2 separate regions of the Homo sapiens genome follow, and region 2 is linked to region 1. The links are chromatin loops, found by intact Hi-C in ENCODE. Cell type or tissue: heart left ventricle. All regions are shown on one strand.

Evidence for each region. Peaks named below come from ENCODE experiments on the same cell type or tissue, not always from the same donor. Only the 100,000 strongest peaks of a DNase experiment are listed, where the experiment ranks them.
Region 2: it touches region 1 in a loop (5-fold over the local background); 53 of 110 quality-filtered maps call a loop at or near these places.

What each region holds. Positions count from the first base shown.
Region 1 is chr4:138,684,784-138,687,283 of GRCh38, reverse strand. No RefSeq gene overlaps it. Among named protein-coding and RNA genes, the nearest start is that of NOCT, 330 kb to the left of the region's middle. In heart left ventricle, no CTCF peak of the experiment used is centred here; a DNase peak (open chromatin) is centred at 1,043.
Region 2 is chr4:138,866,295-138,868,794 of GRCh38, reverse strand. All of the region lies in intron 2 of LOC105377448 (a long non-coding RNA gene), which reads left to right. Among named protein-coding and RNA genes, the nearest start is that of NOCT, 150 kb to the left of the region's middle. RefSeq lists an enhancer at 2,207-2,500. In heart left ventricle, no CTCF peak of the experiment used is centred here; no DNase peak of the experiment used is centred here.

The DNA.
Region 1 (2,500 bases):
CCTTCCACAGTTATTAAGCTCTGTAGCCTTGGAAAAGTCACTACACTTGTCCTGGACTCAGGCTTCTCATCTGTAAAGTAGGGATAATCATACCTAGTTTCCACTGTTGTTAGAAGGATTATGGTTAATGAATTAGCAAATTAATTTGATAGAAATTGATGGTTAGGTGCTGTGCACTATGGCAGGCATGGAAAGAATCAGACCCGTGAGACTTCTAGGAGCTAACAAGAGAGAGAGACAAATAAGTTTGTAAGCCTGTAAATAAAACTAATATGTGCCGTGAAGGATGCAAACAGCATAACAGAGTCAGCAGTTTTCACAGGGTGGTCAGGGAAGGTTCCCTGAGAATGTGATAATGTCTGTGTGGCACTGTCACACCTCCTGGCACGGGGTAAAATGAACTCTTTGTAGTTCGTTTTATCCCAGGGACACTTGCCTGAGGACAGGAGAATTCGGGAAGGGCTGCGTGAGAAAGGGGAATGTGGTAGCAACAGGGATTGCTGTCTTGTAGACTTCCCTGCTCTCCCTTTATGCCCTTTTTCTTTTTAAAGGGACAGGTTCACATACAAGCCTCAGGAAGAGGAGGAATTTGCTCTGCAATGTGCTGGTTTGTCATGTGTCCTTGTCCAGAACACCCTCTCCATCCCCTTAGCCTGCTGTCCCCCATTGTGATGAGGTGAAGAGGATGCCTGTAAATCATCTCAAGCCTTAGAAAGAATGCAGGCATCGCAGTGGAAATATTAATAACATGGCTGCTGGGCTTTGAATTCATGGAATGTTTTCTCTGAAGTGCTCTGAAGAGAGGCGGTAATAGGGTTTGGCATTATTTTCTCTCAGGAGAGAAAGAGGAGCGCAAAGGCATAGATGGCATTTGCTAGAAATGTCATGGGTAGAATCAGCCAGGCCTTCCACGTAGGCCCCTGTTGCCAGTTCAGTGCATTGACCGCCAGGTGGTTTGCTTTAGGGGACATCTGGATGGCACCCTCCTTCTCCGCTGGCTCCGTCCTCCCTGTGCCTTCCAGGCTCCATGAGTTTGCGCCCCGGGAATCCTGCCAGGCTTGTCACTTCCCCAGTAGAGGCAGACAGGGCTGCACCCTGCATGCTACAGTCAGAGGACTGGGGAGCAAAACAGAGATTTTTTTGTTTGGCAGTTACAAACTCCTTCATCATGAAATTCATTATAAAAAGCAGGTCAGACATCAAATATTTTAAAAAACCTGTCTCTGATTTAGACCAGGCTATCACCAAAGGACAACAGGAAAAGTATTTTTCAGAAGGTTTAGGGGACCAGGATAGGAAAGAGTGAACAGCCAGGATTTTCCACTGGATCTTCTGAGAGCTCTTGTAGGAGGTGGATGAGTTCCTTGGTCAAAAGTGGGTGTGGTAAATGTGGAAAGGCCAAGGGAGGGTGCTTCGGGACCTCAGGGGCATCAGGTGAAAGGTGGCAGGGCAGATCAAAAGCTCGCTCAGGGGGTTATTATTATTTTTGCATTTGGTTAAAAATTGACAAACTAATTGCCGAGCCCATTGTCAGAAAACTGGCAACCCATTAGAGATGATTGTAAGCAATTTCTGTCTATTATTCCTAATGAGACTGACGCAGCCTCATCTTCTGTACTTAGTGCTCAGAGAGAAATGAGGGTTTTGTCTGTTTCTCTAACTCAGCCAGAGAGCATCTGCTGCACTAAACCTGCGTGGGGCTGCTGTGCAGGACACAGGGCTTTTCGAATATTCCTGACCTCAGCCGGGAAGATGGATGATTTGTTTGTCTGATTGCCTGAGTCTCTTGCCGCCTCTTCATTTTCCACCTTCTCTTCCTTCCAAACACTCTTCTTACTCCTGGCCAACTCTCAAGATACAGTTAATCTAAAAAGCAGGAAAACAAAATTGAATAGAAAAACAAAACCGAACACTTTTAGAAGTGAAACTTTAAATATCGAAAGCTGAAGCTTCTTGGATTTGAGTATTTTAGTGGGGTTTGGAAAAGACCAAAATATTCCTTCAAAATCACTTAGAATATTTTCTACTTTCAAATATTGGAGTAAATACTTATATATTAGTAGACTGTCCAGGTTCTTGATTAGAAAAGAGAAAGGTGTCCAATATCCCTTCAATCTAGGATATTGCATCTCAGCCCACTTTTCTTGCGCTAGCCCAGATAGAGTCAACATTTCTAAGTTCAGTTCAAAGGCAAGGTTTTCTATGGCGCGTCAGACATCCTTGTCTCCCCCCTTGGTGAAGGCCTGAACATTGTCTTCTTCCATCTGTGGGAGGGAAGTTTGTGTTCTAGGATGCCCCCCTCACACCCTCACCTTTCCCATGGTCTTCCATGACTAGGATGCACTTTTCTCTTCCATTTTTTTTCACAACAAAATGAGTTCTGGTTCATCTAGTAGATATGCAGATGAGGAAGTCCATTTTAGTGGATTTTCTGTCCATTTTAAAACCAATTTCTGTGTCAATTGCCTACTATTTGCAAAATCATGAAGATCAGAAGAAA
Region 2 (2,500 bases), 180 kb before region 1:
GTGTACCATTTGCCTCTCAACAAGTGGGAGGCAATCGAGCCTCTGCCTTCTCCACAGCTGCTGAGGCCACAGACCCAGTGAGCAGGGATCCAGAACTGGACTCCAGCTCCTTTCCCAGCCAGACTCTGCGTTAGAACCCCTGCTGGCTGTCAGACTCATGAAGCAAATGGAATACAGTGTAGATCCTCTGGGTTTCCACATTTCAGCCACTTTTTCTTATGAGTTATTTGCTCTGGTCAGCATGTTGCAGGAAACACTTTTCAATGTGGTCTCCTGAAGTCCCCTTACTGGTCTGGGGGACCACACCACCCTACTCCCCAGGGAGGTTTTCTGGGTACTGACAAGACTTACAGCAGCATAGCTCTCTCCAATGATAAGAGTCTCACCAAAACTCACCAAAATTCTCTCTTCTCTCTGCCCTCTTTTCCTATCCTTATCCAAATGCAGATACCAAGAATTGTGGAAGGGATTGGGGGGTTATCTCTGTAAATCTGCATAAGGGAGGTCTGTCCCAATCACTTTTATATCATTAATTGTTTTGGGCTCATCAGTAGAAATGGAGGTGAAAGAGTCTCATTCTAATGTCCCGTTTTTTGAGGACTGAATGACATTCTATGAGTGAACACCAAATGGGACAAGATCTCTGTCAACTATCAAATTTTGTGCAAATGTCACTTCTTAGCATCGCCATTCTCTGCTAATATGATAATGGATTCTTATTACAACTACTGTCAAGAAGGATGGAAAAACCCTTTCCAGCTTGAAAACGTACTTTCTGGAAACAGTGCTGCAGATCCTGGGAGGATTAGTGAGTGGTCATCTGTAGTAGGAGAGCAGTTAATTTCGGATGCTGTGTCAGAGATTAGGGACAGTGGCAAATTGTGTGCTGTGATTGTGCAGTGGAACTAACCATGCTGTGGAGACGTTCCCTATGCAAGTTGTATGAGGGCAGATAATGACAGGCAAGTGACTGCAACCCGAGGCGGTTGTGTCTAAAGTCAAAGGGAAATTCAGTCAGCTTCACTTAATAGCTAAAGAATGAGAGGCCGAGGGTGGCATTCCAGGCAGAGGCCTTGGGAGTGCAACTGGAAAGGAGAAGGGGCTGCATGGGGCGGGCACGTGTGTGGTGGGTATATAGTGTGTGTGTGCACAGTGTGTGGAGTATACAGTGTGATGTGTGGTGTCGAGTGGTGTGTGTGTGGGGGGGTGTATAGTGTGGTCTGTGTGTGGTGTGTCGTGTATACTGTGGTGTGTGTGGTGTGTGTGTTGCATGGTGTGTGGTTTATGTGCATTGTGTGGAATATATTGTGTGTGGTGTGCATGTGGTGTATAGAGTATAGTACGGTATGTGTGGTGTGTTGGGGTGTGTGTGTGTGTGTGCATGTTGTGTGAAGTATAGTGTGGTGTGTGGTGTGTGTGTATGTGTGTGCATGGTGTATGGTGATACTGTGTCGGAGTGTGTGTGTGGTGTGTATGGTATATGGAGTATAGTGTGTATGCGGGTGTGGTGTATAGTGTGTGTGGTGTGTAGTGTATAGTGTGTGATGTGTGTGGTGTGTGGAATATAGTGTGGTGTGTGTGTGTTTGTGTACATGTTGTGTGATGTACAGTGTGTTGTGTGGAGGATAGATGGTGTGCAATGTAGTATGTGGGTATATGTGTGTGGTGTATGTATGCTGTGCTGTGTGTGTGGTGTGTATTGTGTGGTGTGTGTGTGGTGTATGCATGCTGTGCTGTGTGTGTGGTGTGTATTGTGTGGTGTGTGGTGCCTGTGTGCCTATAGAAGATGGAAAGGTGTCCTCAGAGATTAATTAGACGCTGACTTGGTCTGACAGAAAGTTGAGGGAGGGGAGGTCTTAAGAGTCAATGTGGAGGTTATACTTGATAAATAGTGAATGTTGAGTCAAATTGGGTTCCCTCAAATCAGGTTTTTCATCACAAAAACAGCACATGCATGCAGCAACACATGACGCATTCTAAAATGTGCATACATCAAAGGCAATGTGTCCCACCGCCGTCCTGCTCAGCTGCTCCAAACTTGTTCCCTTTGTTCCCATCCTGGCCCAGCGCAAGGCTCGATTTCACCCTGAAGTCACTCTCTAGTGCTTGTGTCTCACCTGATTAGGGCCAAGGTGGCAGCTCATGAGTGTCTGGTGTTGCTGGACTGGAGACTGGGAGTTTTCCACTGGAGGGTGGTTGGGAGGCAGGCACAGGGCTGTGCTGGGTAGACTTGGGGAAGCAGATCAGTGCCACTCCACAGGGGACACCACCGGGTGACAACAACCCTTGGTGATGGGTGGTCCTCACCTTGGGGCAAAGCGGCAACACCTCAGCCCCTCTCAGCTTGCTGCAGCTCCCTGGGGCCTGCTGGACTTTCTCTTCTGTGGGGGATCATAGCTGCTCCTTGTCACCCACTCCTGCCCCTGTAATATGCCTCCTCCATTTCTTCTCTATAGACATGGGGGTTCTACCTAAACCTCTGCTCTGTCAGTGTATGGCA